Linked DNA regions of Homo sapiens: regions 1, 2, 3 and 5 are each linked to region 4. The links are chromatin contacts, found by Hi-C or POLR2A ChIA-PET in ENCODE. All regions are on one chromosome and are shown on one strand. Each heading gives the region's core, a stretch centred on a gene start or an enhancer-like site at or near the end of the contact. The rest is flanking DNA. Distances are from core to core; before and after follow the strand shown.

Region 1 (2,721 bases), core at 111-2,610, 160 kb before region 4:
AGAGTATTTCAGAAATAGCATGTGATCACCTGAGCCAAATGATATAGACAGATCAAGTGACATGAAGTCTGAGTATTGCCAGTGGGATGTAGCAATGTAATGTCAGTGTTGACATTGATTAGCTGTTTTGATGGAATGGTGGGGGCAAAACCTAATTGGTGAGTCAAGAAAGAAAGGGAAAAAGAAAATGGAGATAATAACTAAATAATTTGTCAAGGAGTTTTGCTGTTAGAGCAGAAATGAAATGCAAAGATGGGTAGAGAGATCAAGAGAGTTTTCTTATTTGAAAAAAGTAACAGTGTCTATGTACATACACTGATGGAAGTGATTCAACAGCAAGAGAAGATCTGATAATGCAAGAGAAAGGAGAATGGCTGGCACAGTGTCCTTCTATAGTTGAGAGGGGATGGGATCTAGTAAATAAGCAGTAGGTTAGCCTAGCTAGGAGCACAAACAGTCCTTCTCTAGGAATAGGGGAGGATGTGGGGAATACAGTGCAGATTATGGCTGGGTAGATGTGGTAAAGATAGCTTATTGAAGTTCTTCTCTGATTAGTTGAGGCCAGGTGCTGTGGCTCACGCCTGTAATCCCCACACTTCAGGAGGCCAAGGCGGGAGATCATGTCAGCCCAGTAGTTTGAGACCAGCCTAGGCAACATGGTGAAACCCCATCTCTACAAATGATACAAAAATTAGCTGGGCATGGTGTTGCATACCTGTAGTTCCAGCTACTTGGGAGGCTGAGGTGGGAGGATCATCTGAGTCTGAGGAGTTCGAGGCTGCAGTGAGCTGTGATTGCACGGAACTGTGATTGTGATTTTGAGAAAGAGCAAGACCCTGTCTCAAAAAAATATTTTTTTCTCACTAAAATGGAAAGTGAGGTGATTAGCTGAGCCTGAAGAGAGAGGATAAAGTATGATACAGTCTTTTAAAAGGATGGGAGAAAGAGTACACTAAGAAGTATGGTCTGATTTCCAGTAGTATGAAGAGCCAAAGTTAGTGATCATACACATAAAGTGAGACTAGTCAGCTTTTCTATATGACTTTCTGAAACTTCTCAGGCTAGGATTTTGGAAAGATTGTGTGAAGATACTGAAATTACTCCTGACAGAAGGCATGATAAAAAGAATGTGAGTGATACAGGAATAAAATCCTTAAAGAGTGAAGGGGATTTCCCAAAGGTTTGTATGTGACTTTTAGCAAGGAGGAGTAATGGTTGTTGTAGTCTGATGACATCATTTCAAACCTGGGTGTTTTTATGGAGAACAGAGGGAGAATGCCTGAAGATGAAATGAGCCAGCAGGATGTCTACCCCACCTCTAGGTCTAGTGGTACAAAGGGCATGTGAAATCCAACAGCCATCATTTGAGAGAGCTGCCAAGGAAGCTGCATCCACAGGGGACAGTCAAGTTGCAACCTGTTCAGGGTATGTTAAGGGCTGTACTAAATGTGTGTCCAGGGTGCTTGGGAGTACAAAAGTAAAGATTTGTAACCCAAGCTAGTCATTAAGCAAGGTGTTCTTTTTGGAGGTAGCTCATTGAATGAGGTAGAAAGCTCATTCTAAGATCCGTATGAAATAGAATTATATGATTAGGAAATTAACAGTCCACAGCATTATAGTTGCCTGGATACGATGGCTCACTCCTGTAATTCCAACACTTTGGGAGGCCAAGGTGGGAGGATCACTTGAGGTCAGGAGTTTGAGACTAGCCTAGGCAATATAGTGAGTCCCTGTCTCTCCAAAAAAAAAAAAAAAAAAAAAAAAAAGCCAGGTGTGGTAATACACACTTGTAGTCCCAGCTGCTCAGTAGGCTGAGGTGGGAGGGAGGATCGCTTGAGTACAGGAAGTCACGGCTGCAGTAAGCCGCGGTCACGCCACTGCACTGCTCTCCAGCCTGTGAAACAGAGCAAGACTCTGTCTCAAAAAAAAAAAAAAAACACAGACCATAAAAAAGTACAGATCGTTTGTTACTAGATTATAAACTGCTAATCAAATATGGATGGGTAGGCAGAAAGTCACGGAGGGCTATATGCAGTGCTAAAGGGATGAGGTATGAGGAGTCCATGGCATGGACTCTTTTTTACCTAAGATCCATGGACCCTGAGTGGTTTTACAAGTGCCATAAATCCCCTAAAATTATATTCCCAATTTTGTATATATGTTCATTTTCTTGTGGAGGCAAGATTTGCCAAAGGTGGTTTTTTAATCTAAAAACTGAATACTTTTTTTTTTTTTTTGAAACAGAATCTCTCTCTGTTGCCCAGGCTGGAGTGCAGTGGTGCAATTTCGGCTCACCGCAACCTCCACCTCCTGGGTTCAAGTGATTCTTGTGCCTTAGCCTCCCAAGTAGCTGGGACTGCAGGTGTGCACCACCACACCCAGCAAATTTTTTTTTATTTTTAGTAGAGACGGGGTATCACCATGTTGGCCAGGCTGCTTTTGAACTCCTGACCTCAGGTGATCCGCCCACCTCAGCCTCCCAAATTGCTGGGATTACAGGTGTGAGCCACCACACCCGGGGAAAACTAAATACTCTTTAAGGCTTGAAGAGGCAAAGTGGTCCGGGCACAGTGAGTCACACTTGTAATCCCAACACTTTGGGAGGCTGAGGTGGGCAGATCACTTGAGGTTAGGAGGTGGAGACCAGCCTGGTCGACATGATAAAACCCCATCTCTATTAAAAATACAAAAATTATCCAGGCATAGTGGCACATGCCTGTA
Region 2 (2,700 bases), core at 39-2,538, 240 kb before region 4:
GATCACTTGAGCCCAGGAGTTTGAGCCCAGCCTGGGCAATGTAGTGAGACCCTGTCTCTGCAAAAGTTTTTTTAAAAAAATTAGCCAGGTGTGGTGGTGACTGCCTGTAGTCCTAGCTACTTAGGGGGCTGAAGTGGGAAGGTTGAGCCTGCAGTGAGCCGTGATTGTGCCACTGTACTCCACCCTGGGTGACAGAGAGAGACCGTTTCAAAACAAAACAAAAAAAAGAAATTATTTCACATAACGTCAGTTACCTACCTATAACTTACAGAGTTGTAAAGTAGCTCAAAGACAATAAAAGACAAACTAGAAGAGTATTCTCTAAACAATATGCATAGTTTTTTATTGGAAATATCTAGTAACCTTTTTTTCTTTTTTAACTTTTTCCAATTTTTTTTTTTATAATCTCCTACCTTTTCATCTAAAATAATTTGAAACGTTTTTGTTCACAAAACAAGGGTGGTCTCATTGGGTTTGGCCTGATTATTTGCATAGTGTGGCCAGAATATTAATTTATCATAAAGCCTTCTTAAATTTACTTTGCTGTAAATTTTTATAAAGAATCTCAGATTGGACTTTTAAAGGCCTCTATTATTTGTATTTTGAGGCTAGGAAGGCAAGCCTAAGAAATACCACATTTCACTTGTAATAACTATAAATTTGGGTGAATTCCTAAGGGTCCTGGGCCTTCCAGGAAGTGGCCTTCCTTACCATCTGTAAGTCTGGACCCTGTAAAGCCAGATACCAGGCCAGTTTTCCCAGGAAGGTTTTGTAAGTATTGGCTCCATAAAGTCAACCATAGTTCCTTAAAAGTGGTTTGTTATACCTGATCAAATAAGCATGATTCTCAAATGTGACCTTTCAGGCAAGCTCTTTGTTGGACAACCATTTTTTACAATTATATTCTGGTCAAAAGGAGAACAGATTCTTGTTTAGCCCTATTCAAATAACCATATTGCCTTGAACTGTAAGGAGACTCAGTAAGACGTTCTTAGTTCTGGGTTAGGGGAGGGTCAGTGAGAATCAGATGTGATTTAGGAATGTTTCATTTTACAAGAGCAAAGTCTACTCAATTGTTAAGAGTTATAGATAGCCTAACAAGGAATACAACTGGCTCCCTTGCATATTAGAAAATGGACATTAAAATAATATTTCAAACAAATTACTATAATCATTTCTTATAGTTCATACCGTTCTGTGTACCTAATTCTCATTTCACTGGATCTTACGTTAGTAGTCGGCTTCTTAACTAAAAAAAGTTCTGGAAATTCTGACTCATTCCACTGGAATGATCTGGAAGTTGTCCAGTTGTCCAAGCAATGCTATTGGAAGCCTGTCTATTCTTTGATGTGTCAGTAGTTTTAAAATACCTGCCGCAGTCCTTTTCCGTGGAGCTCTGAGACAACCCTTCTTTGTTGAAGACACAGACTCTGGCTTCTAGCTGATTGTAGAGCCTTCAGACAGGCCTCAGCACAAAACAGAATCTCTCTGCATGTGACAGAGTCTCATATCATAAGAATAATGCAACTAACAAGGAAATTAAGTTGTTTTTGTCACATGTAAAATGAGAGTAATAAGGCCAGTCCAAAAACTTATAGCAAACTGTAAGAGATTATTGCAAATAAGACAGTGAAGGTTACATCTGATTTAGAAAACATAGATAAACATAATTTTTAGAGAGGGAAAAATCTTTATGTATAACTTATAATATTCTTGTGGTATTATACAGACACCAAAAACATACCAAGAATATACTAAGGACATCAAGTAAAGAGATTCAATGGGTCTGGAATAAGTCCTATACATCTATATTTTTATAAAACTCCAGTCCTATACATCTATATTTTTATAAAACTCCACTGACCTAGAAGGTGCTGGATTGAAATGTTAAAAGTAAGGTTGTTACCAAGTAAACATTTTCAGTTTTTATTATTTATTTATTTATTTATTTTAGACAAGGTCTTGCTCTGTTGCCCAGGCTGGAGTGCAGTGGCTCTGTCATAGCTCACGGCAGCCTCAACCTCCTGGGCTCAAGCGATCCTCCTGTTTCAGCTTCTCAGGTAGCTGGGACTGTAAGCATGCATCACCATGCCCAGCTTATTTATTTCATTTAATTTATTTTTTATTTTATTTTAATTTTTTGCAGGGGGCGGGGTAGAGATAGGGTCTTGTAATGTTCCCTAGGCTGGTCTCTAACTCCTGGGCTCAAGTGATCCTTCTGCCTCAGCCTCCCAAAACGTTGGGATTGCAGATGTGAGCCACCGCACCTGGCCAGTATTTTAGATAATAACTGAAATTAAGACTGAAAACACTTCTTCCTGTAGGATATTTTAAAAAAAAAAAAAAAGACTGAAAACACTAAACTTTTGTTTCCTAAAATCTGGCAGAGTTCTGTCAGGACTCAGAAACGTTATGGATAATGAGGACATTGACAAATCTCTAGGAGTTTTCTATTAATCATACAATAACTAGAATATTTATAGTAATAGCATTTTACCCATACAACTTTAACCTAGGGAACACTGAACATGTCTTCTGGTAGATAACTTTTCTCATGAAATTCATTAATAACAAAATATTAAACCTAATTATTTCTAACATTTCTCTAAAAAGGAGAAAACACGTCTTTGTGATTTTGCCAAGGATGTTTTGGGATATCTCAGAGATAGTTTTTGGTATTAAAAATACACTGACCCCAGC
Region 3 (2,700 bases), core at 105-2,604, 210 kb before region 4:
ACCGCCACCACGCCCAGCTAATTTTTGTATTTTTAGTAGAGACGGGGTTTCACCACGTTGGTCAGGCTGGTCTCAAACCCCTGACCTCGTGATTCACCCACCTCGGACTCCCAAAGTGCTGGGATTACAGGTGTGAGCCACCGTGCCCAGCCTATGTCTGTGGTCTTAACCCCTCAGCTGTTGTTACGGGATCCTGGGAGGTGTTGCTTTTCTAGCTAGAAACCTCTGTGGCTGGTGACGCTTTTGCCTGAGCTTTGTTTGCTCAGGCCTGCTGGGCCCAGTTGGCCCAGCAGGCTGCACTTGCCTCAAGCTACCAGCCTGGATCCCATGCCTCCAAAGAGACTGGAGCGGAATAGTGAAGGGTGTGTGGCAAGTGAGCATAGGGTCCGGCCACTGCACGCAGTCAGGCATGCCAACTGCTGCAGCAGGGCAGCTAGCTCCAAGGGCTGGCATGGGTGCTAGCTCACTGTGAGGCTGCATCGGGACCAGGCGCCACGCAAGCAACTTCCACAGCTGGCACAAGGGAACGCGGTGGTGCCCAGAAACTTGGAGACTTTAGGAGCCACCAGGCCCCAAAGCAGGAGTCACAGCTCAGGCTCGGGGAGCTCTCAGGTCTGGTCTCTCCAAAGGGCTGCAGCTCTTCTCTCCTTCTCTCTTCTCTCCTTCTTGTCGCCCACAATGTGTTGAGCAAGGGGCATGTTTCAGCTCTGTTTGTATTACAGCTCTTTTGGCCCTGCCATTCGGTGGGTCCCGAGTTCTTGTCCTGCATCCAAAAGGAATGAGGTACACAGACAAATATAGGGTGAGCAAGACAAAGGGGAACTTTATTGAGTGATATAATAGCTTAGAGGGGACCCGCAGTGGGTAGCTCCTATCTGTAGGCAGGTCCTCCCGTTGAGTGTTCAGCTCTCAGCAGAGAGGAGGTCCTGGAGTGGGTGGCTCCTTTCTGCAGGCAGGTGGTCCCATTATCTCCCTATGGTCCCTCCCTCCTCTCCCCAAGCCTGGCTGAGTCCAGGGGCTTTTATGGGCCTCAGAGGGGAGGAAGTGCATGCTGGTTGGTCCATGGGCGGCCATGGGTGGGCCCAGGGAAAAGCACCACAAGTTGCCCTTGCGGTTTCTGGGACTGGCGACCCATCCCCCAGGCTTCAGGCTTTCCCTGGCTTGGAGGTGGGTCTTCACTGTGGACCAGCTTCTCTCCACCCAGGAGCCTGTCTGCCTCCTGCTGCTGTTCATGGTGACCAGGCTGTTCATGCTAAGGGGTGCCTGCAGGCCAGCACTGGGCTGTCCTCAGTGCACCCCTCAGCCTCCTTCCCATGCTTGTCAGTGCCCAAAGCCTGGAGGGGGCCAAAGTGGCAAGGGGGTTGGCATGTCAGCACTACCCCGAGCATGTGCACACTCAGCTGGGCTGTGACAGCTCCCGGGCTGGGTCCCAACTTTGCTCCGAGGTTGGAGTAGGCACTGACAGAGGGGAGAAGCCAGGTAGCGGGAGCGGACGATTCTGAGCCTGCGAGGGGCAGGGGCCTTCCTAGGCCCGAGAGTTCAGAGATGCCTGGGTCTGAAGCTGCAGCAGGGCGGTGGTGGCTGCACCTGGGGGGCTCCCACCCCACCAACTCGGAAGGGGTGGGGCTCCCACTTTTCCCTGGCTCCCACCGACTCTGTAGAGCATGCAGCCCCAGCTCCATCTCCTAGCAGTCTTGGGCAAGGGCTCCAGGTCTGATGCATTGTCCTGGGCCAGGTGCTGGGCTGCTCCAACGCATCGAGTCTGGTGCTCCTGGTGGTGACCGTGCCAGTTGTTTACATGGTGATCTGCTCCATGGGGCTGGTGAACAATGTGGGCATGCTGTACTTGCTGCTGTGGGGTGCCGCTTTCACTTCCTACCCTGGGCCCCTGAAGCATGGCCCCAGCTCTGTGTCTCGGGCCAGACCTCTGTGCCCCATGTGCAAGCACGGGACCACCCTGGGCCCAGCTCTGCCCTAGTGCCCCTCTCTGCCTGTTCCTCTGTGCACTTCTCTCCCACTGGCGGACGGCTCAGCTCAGCCTGGCCCAATTGTGGCAGTTCCCAGGGGTGGGTTCCCAGGGCAGTGGGCCTGTAGGGGGGCTTCCAAAGGAGGGTTCCAGGGACTGTCCACCTTGGCGTCTGCACCGGAAGACCCGTGTCCTGCATCTGTACCCCACTGCAGCCGGCGTCATGGCAGTGACTGCTTCATGGCAGTGACGGGCTGCCACTGCCATCACTGTAATGTTTCTGATGAACCATATGCAATCGAGAATTTATTTAATAAATTTACAAACTCTGAGCACTTACTAGCTCCCAGGCACTGTTCTTAGCACTTTAAAATGTAAAGGTCATTTGCTTCTCACACCAGTTCTGTGAGAGAGATTATCATTGTACTTATTTCACACAGGAAGCGAGGGTGCAGAGAGATTAAATAAATTGCTCAGGATAACACAGCTGTATAAGTGGCAGAACTGGGATAGAAACCTGGGTAGTCTGGCTTCAGAGATCACATTCTTAACAACCACACTGTTCCATGTCTCCATCTGAGATATTTTCATTATGTAATATCATACGTTCTGAACCAAAGTAGTTTTTGCAGCCTTGGGTCTTTTCCCAAGGTGATGTATTAATAACATTGTTTAATAAATCCTCCAATCCTGGGGGTGGGAATTGGTATTCCCACAGTCTGTTGTCACTTCTA
Region 4 (2,700 bases), core at 48-2,547:
GGAGTCTTACAATGAATAATCACATAACTCAGTTTCAGAAGTTAACCGGGGTAAAACACAACGAACCAAATTAGACAAATGTATGAAAGGACAAGCTTTCAAGAATTCGCCCAAAGTGAAAGACTGGTTTTAACCCCGGGATATAAAACATCCTTTGCAGGTAGAAGAGTCTTTAATTGAAAAAGAAAAAAATAAAATAAAGTGGCGGGCACAAGAAAAACCTGAACGACACGCAAAGGCAAAGTAAAAAATAATGATAATTTTAAAAAGGGGTCTCTCCTCCCACCCCCACTTCCAGCCCCCACCCCCACCTTCGCAGGACAATAGGATCAGGGTCCTAACTGCAAACTTTAAACGTGTAAACCAGAAGCAGTTTTACCGCAGCTGTAACTGCAAATCTCCTCATCCCGAACCTAGCGCACCCAGGAATACTTCTGCCCTGAAAACATCAGCAAGCTCTTGGTAAATACAAATCAGACCCATCACGAGATTCTTTTTTTTTTTCTCCCAAGTACCTGGAGGATCCATTTCAATATAAAATATCAGTTCTGTCGAATAGGGCATCATCACCTCCCTCCAGTCTGCGTCATCGCGGTCCATACTCCACACCGTATTGTACATCGCGCTGTCAGGGGCAGGTCGCCAGGAGATATATAGAAGGCATATATTTTTTATCTGGTATTTAAAAATCTAAAAATATATATCTGCAAAAGTTCCACACGGAAATGTACTTCGGGTTTTCCAACGGCCAGTACCAGTCCGGCCAAACTACCCGAACAGGGTCCTCCCCCTCTCTCCTACAGAACACAACAAAATGCCCCCGAACTTTCAAGCTATGGGCTTTTCTCCTCAGAGGATTACACAGAGGCTTGGGGGACGGAGAGCAGAGGTGTTAAAAAGCGGCTTCCCAAAAATCCTTTCTACACAGTCGCTCTCCGGGGAGAAAAGCTCCCACCGCCTCCAAATCTTTCCGCGGAAGCCACTTTTGTGTCCTTCGAAGGAGGGAGAATGAAGAGGAAAAAAAAGAACACGTTGGGAGAAACCCGGGCAAGTGACAAAGGAAGGCAAAAAAGGGGGCTGGAGATTGCGTTCAAGTTTCGGGGTCCCACTGGTCTGCAGAGAGCGAATCCCCCAGAGGCCGGGACTCGGGCTCCTCTCCGGTCGGTCTCGGAACCGAAGCTGCCGCAGCCTCGGGAATGGGGCCGGCCGGAGAAGTCCAGTCAGCTCGGCTTGTCTGGGCGCTCCCGCCGGGGTGTAAGAACCAACCCGACCGCACCAACTGCCCTCAAGCTCTGCCCGGACTCCAGCCACTAGAGTTTCATTTTAACGGCGCGGAGGGGACACCCTCCCCGCCCCATGCTGCCCACCCGCTGAGGCGCCACCCAACCGCGCCGGGAGGGGGGACAGCAGGCATCACCACCGCCCCTTCCACGCCGTCCCGCCTCGATGTACCGGGATTCTGTCAAGTGCCTGAGAACATGTTCAAAAAGCTGCTCTCCATCTCGACTTTCACGTCTCCCCACCGCTCTCTAGGCTTCGGCTCCCCAATCAGCCATCCGCGCTCTCCCCCAGCCTCAATCAGAATGGTACGATCCGGGCGCTGGCCGCACTCCAGGAGTCAGTGCCGGGAGCACGCGAGCCAGGCGAGGAGGGAGTGGGGCGAGGGAAGAGAGGCAAGGTGGGTGGTGATTGGCTGAGGCCGGTTGCCGGAGCCTGGAGCCTGCGTCTTTTGTCTGCCTTGCTCCTGCGAAGGAGCGGGAGACGGCTGCGCGCCCCAAGCGGGCCAATCAGGAGACAGCCGGCGCCGGCCGGTAAGGCGGCGATTGGTCAGAGCCCAGTTACTAAGCGGGACAAAGGCAGAAGGGGAAAAGAAAAGAGGAGGAAAAAAAAGAAAGAAAGAAAGGAAGAAAACGCAAACGGCGGTTACTGACAGGCTGGGCGAGCGCTCGGGGGCTCAAACTGCCTGGAGACAGGCGGGGCTCCTGCTGAGGCTTGGTCCGCCCGGACGAGTAAGGAGAGGAGCCAGGGAGGACCTGCTGGCGTGAGACGCCTCTGCCCGGTGATTGGCCGCGGGGGAAGGGAGCGGACACAGAGGGGGCACGTTCTGTCACTTGGCGGGGTGCGCGCTCTTCTGGTCCTTAGGAGGTCTCTGGGGAGACTCCTTTCCTACAGACCTCTTCACCTTGCTGGGACAGCCCTCTCCGCACCCTTGACAAGTTGTCAAAGCAATGGTCCCCAAACCCACTTGCCACCTTACCACTCAGGGAGAGGATGTGCCCGTGGCCCCTGCAACCTTCCTGGCTGCTACCTGACCCCACTCCCTGCTTCTCCCCTTGAGCAATTGGACATTTCTGAGGGAGGCATTTCGCAGTTCCTCTGTGCTTCCCACCCAAAGACTTTTGAACCCAGAGGTAACTCCCCACGCCTAAAATAGTGAGAGGTCTCAGCAAGCCCTCCTGCTCGAGTGCTCAAACCAATTAAAAAAAAAAAAAGTCTTGGAATTACAGTGCATGTGTAATTTCTAAGATAAGTCACAGGTGTTGGAATCTCTCACCAAAAGGGCTCTATTCTGTTTCCCTGACAGACCCTCTTCCTCACATACTCATTCCCACCCCCAAAGCTTAAATCTGGGAGATTGGCTTCACTATGAAAATGCTGAATATTTCCATGCATTTCAGAAACAGCTAATTAACTTGCTGG
Region 5 (2,700 bases), core at 49-2,548, 190 kb after region 4:
ACACACACACACACACACACACACACACACACACACACGAGTAATTTTACATGAGGTAAAATCTTATGTGGTAAATTCTTGTCCTAGAGTGAAATGACTGGTTATTTATTTTATTTTATTTATTTATTTAGTTTTATTTTTTGAGATGGAGTCTCGCTCTGTCACCCAGGCTGGAGTGCAGTGGCACGACCTCGGCTCACTGCAAGCTCCGTCTCCTGGGTTCACGCCATTCTCCTTCCTCAGCCTCCCGAGTAGCTGGGACTACAGGCGCCCGCCACTGCGCCCGGCTAATTTTTTGTATTTTTAGTAGAGATGGGGTTTCACCATGTTAGCCAGGGAGGTCTCAATCTCTTGACCTCGTGATCCACCCACCTCAGCTTCCCAAAGTGCTCAGATTACAGGAGTGAGCCACCGCACCTGGCCTATTTTATTTTATTTTTGAGATGGAGTTTTCCTCTTGTTGCCCAGGCTGTAGTGCAATGGCACGATCTCGGCTCACCAAAACCTCCGCCTCCCGGGTTCAAGTGATTCTCCTGCCTCAGCCTCCCGAGTAGCTGGGATTACAGGCATGCGCCACCACACCCGACCGATTTTGTACTTTTTAGTAAAGACGGGGTTTCTCCATGTTGGTCAGGCTGGTCTTGAACTCCCGACCTCAGGTGATTCACCTGCCTTGGCATCCCAAAGTGTTGGGACTACAGGCGCCCACCACCACGCTGACTAATTTTTTTGTATTTTTTTAGTAGATACAGGGTTTCACCGTGTTAGCCAGGATGGTCTCGATCTCCTGACCTCGTGATCTGCCCTTCTTGGTCTTCCAAAGTGCTGGGATTACAGGCGTGAGCCACCGTGCCCGGGTGATAAGTTCTTAAAAGAAACAGGTTATAGTATTGAAAAGCAAAATTTCTTGTAATTTTTTTTTTTTGAGACAGAGTCTCACTCTGTCCCCCTACCCCGAGAATCAATTACAACCAAAATAAAAGAGCCTTTAATAGGTATTGTTAAGTACCCCCAACTACTATTAACCTTTAGGAAATCACTAGCTGGGTACACCTGTCCAATATTAAACCTGTTTCTTATGAGTCCCTGTAGGAGTAAAAGGAGGACATCATGACCTACACTTGTGAACTTGTAGCAGGATGAGCCGCAGACAAAACCTCTCAGACACCGAGTTGTAGAAGGAAGGGCTTTATTCAGCTGGGAGCATCGGCAAGCTACTGCCTTAAAATCCGAACTCCCCAAGAGAGCAATTCCTGTCCCTTTTAAGGGCTCACAACTCTAAGGATTTCACATGAAAGGGTCGTGATTGATTTGGAGCAAGCAAGGGGTACGTGACAGGGGCTGCATGCACCGGTGGTCAGAGAGAAACAGAACAGGGCAGGGAGTTTCACAATGTTCTTCTGCACAATGTCTGGAATCTATGAATAACATCGGTTTTTAAGTTATGAGTTGATTTTTAACTACTGGGTTTAGGCCAGGCAGGCCCAGGCTTGGTTTCGGGCCTGGCGCTGGGCTGCCTGTCTTTGGTTTTACTTCCTTGTTTTTTTTTTTTTTTTTTCTTAAAATAGGTACTGAGTATAAAACAATATAAAACAATATGAGAAGGTCTCTCTCTCCCCTCATTTCCCCCCTTTGAGACTCTCACTTTCTATTAGTGGGAGTTCTGACTTTTATTTTTGCTACTTATGTCTTTTTGTGCAATAGATTGATAGTGATTTATATAGTACACTTGTGCTAAAGCATTTTGGTGAACTAAGATAGTGATGAAGCTTTTTATCATTTGAAGAAGTACAGGTAGCAAACAAGGAAGCAGTAAACAGGTTCTTATTACTATTATAAATTCTATTATAAGAGTTTTAAATCCTTCTAGTGCTGGGAACTAATTTTTAAACATGGCTTCAGGATCGAATTCATGCTACACTTGCATGGGCACATGTGTCAGTTTTGTCATATTTTTAACTATGTCTTTAACTACTTGCCTTTGATTATCTATGTGTAGACAGTAATTAGTAAGGTTAAATTTCTTATAGACCTCTCTTTCAGCTGCTAGCAAGTAGTTGAGAGCCAATCTATTTTGATAGATAGCATTTCTTATCTGAGTTTCTTGCTGGGCCAGAATAGTCAAGGCTTGACTGGTTTTACTAGTGATGATTTCTAAAACAGCTTGCAGCTGTATGATTCAGTTGAGCATGTAAGTGGGGGTCCAGTATCCCCATGAGCCGTCTTGTGTCTAAGTGGCAGGCCTATAGTATTATATAATTTTTTTTTGAAGGTCATTTATCATCTTTCCAATTTCCTATGGCTATGCTTCATTTTCCGCGGGAAGCATAGACAGGGAAGCCCAGGAGTTTGCCTGTTTTTATGGTCAGTAGAAAGAAAGATGGTTTAATAGTGCCAATAACACAACTACCTGTCCACTGGTCAGGCAGCTTAGCTTAAGCTCTATGTCTACGTATTCAGTATAACTTGGTGGGGGCAGTCCAGTCCCGGTGGAATTCCAGGTGGGCCCAGACAGTCTGCAACCTTGGAAATTTACTGAATGGATCTCTTTCTATATAATTGGAACTTCACCATGTAACTGTTTTTTTGCGGTACCATTATACAGTTCTTGGCCCAAACAACTAAGACATCCTATAGAATGAGTGAATTCTTTCTTTTTTCTAGCTATGTAATATTGTCCAATAATTGAGACTTTTAGAA

What was found. A loop is a pair of places that touch in the nucleus more often than their neighbours do. ChIA-PET counts read pairs that join two places held with the same protein, here RNA polymerase II (POLR2A). Pooled maps may share reads with other maps.
Region 1: a loop to region 4 is called in a map of prostate gland, with 1.8 times the contacts of the local background. The contact joins the enhancer-like site here to the promoter of PIK3R3 in region 4. A Hi-C loop is called at or near these places in 1 of 168 maps with a recorded cell type or tissue (prostate gland) and 1 of 50 pooled maps. POLR2A ChIA-PET finds 5 or more read pairs at or near these places in 4 of 52 experiments (AG04450, Panc1 and WTC11).
Region 2: a map of cardiac septum shows a loop between it and region 4 (4-fold over the local background). The contact joins the enhancer-like site here to the promoter of PIK3R3 in region 4. A Hi-C loop is called at or near these places in 2 of 168 maps with a recorded cell type or tissue (cardiac septum and prostate gland) and 6 of 50 pooled maps. POLR2A ChIA-PET finds 5 or more read pairs at or near these places in 2 of 52 experiments (BJ and H1).
Region 3: a pooled map shows a loop between it and region 4 (2.1-fold over the local background). The contact joins the enhancer-like site here to the promoter of PIK3R3 in region 4. A Hi-C loop is called at or near these places in 1 of 168 maps with a recorded cell type or tissue (cardiac septum) and 13 of 50 pooled maps. POLR2A ChIA-PET finds 5 or more read pairs at or near these places in 4 of 52 experiments (GM10248, OCI-LY7, Panc1 and 1 more).
Region 5: a pooled map shows a loop between it and region 4 (3-fold over the local background). The contact joins the enhancer-like site here to the promoter of PIK3R3 in region 4. A Hi-C loop is called at or near these places in 1 of 168 maps with a recorded cell type or tissue (GM12878), 5 of 37 single-sample maps with no recorded cell type and 5 of 50 pooled maps. POLR2A ChIA-PET finds 5 or more read pairs at or near these places in 1 of 52 experiments (OCI-LY7).

Annotation. Positions count from the first base shown.
Region 1 is chr1:45,973,756-45,976,476 of GRCh38, forward strand. All of the region lies in intron 5 of MAST2 (microtubule associated serine/threonine kinase 2), which reads left to right. Among named protein-coding and RNA genes, the nearest start is that of PIK3R3, 160 kb to the right of the region's middle. RefSeq lists a silencer at 1,806-1,925. Within about 2 kb of position 1,361, at least 3 of the 41 ENCODE cell types and tissues checked have a DNase peak (open chromatin) inside an H3K27ac peak, as active enhancers do; they include prostate gland, where a contact is called at or near this core.
Region 2 is chr1:45,891,268-45,893,967 of GRCh38, forward strand. All of the region lies in intron 4 of MAST2 (microtubule associated serine/threonine kinase 2), which reads left to right. The region is part of intron 2 of LOC105378694 (a long non-coding RNA gene); the gene reads right to left. Among named protein-coding and RNA genes, the nearest start is that of MAST2, 89 kb to the left of the region's middle. Within about 2 kb of position 1,289, at least 13 of the 41 ENCODE cell types and tissues checked have a DNase peak (open chromatin) inside an H3K27ac peak, as active enhancers do; they include prostate gland, where a contact is called at or near this core.
Region 3 is chr1:45,921,142-45,923,841 of GRCh38, forward strand. All of the region lies in intron 4 of MAST2 (microtubule associated serine/threonine kinase 2), which reads left to right. Among named protein-coding and RNA genes, the nearest start is that of MAST2, 120 kb to the left of the region's middle. Within about 2 kb of position 1,355, at least 5 of the 41 ENCODE cell types and tissues checked have a DNase peak (open chromatin) inside an H3K27ac peak, as active enhancers do.
Region 4 is chr1:46,131,332-46,134,031 of GRCh38, forward strand. It overlaps PIK3R3 (phosphoinositide-3-kinase regulatory subunit 3), which reads right to left and starts at 1,298. Exons shown (of 10, transcript NM_003629.4): 1 at 516-1,298. The coding sequence starts at 621. All of the region lies in intron 1 of P3R3URF-PIK3R3 (P3R3URF-PIK3R3 readthrough), which reads right to left. LOC101929626 (a long non-coding RNA gene) reads left to right here and starts at 2,040. Exons shown (of 3, transcript NR_125987.1): 1 at 2,040-2,059. RefSeq lists enhancers at 561-610, 1,851-2,080.
Region 5 is chr1:46,324,418-46,327,117 of GRCh38, forward strand. No RefSeq gene overlaps it. Among named protein-coding and RNA genes, the nearest start is that of NSUN4, 15 kb to the right of the region's middle. Within about 2 kb of position 1,299, at least 3 of the 41 ENCODE cell types and tissues checked have a DNase peak (open chromatin) inside an H3K27ac peak, as active enhancers do; they include GM12878 and OCI-LY7, where a contact is called at or near this core.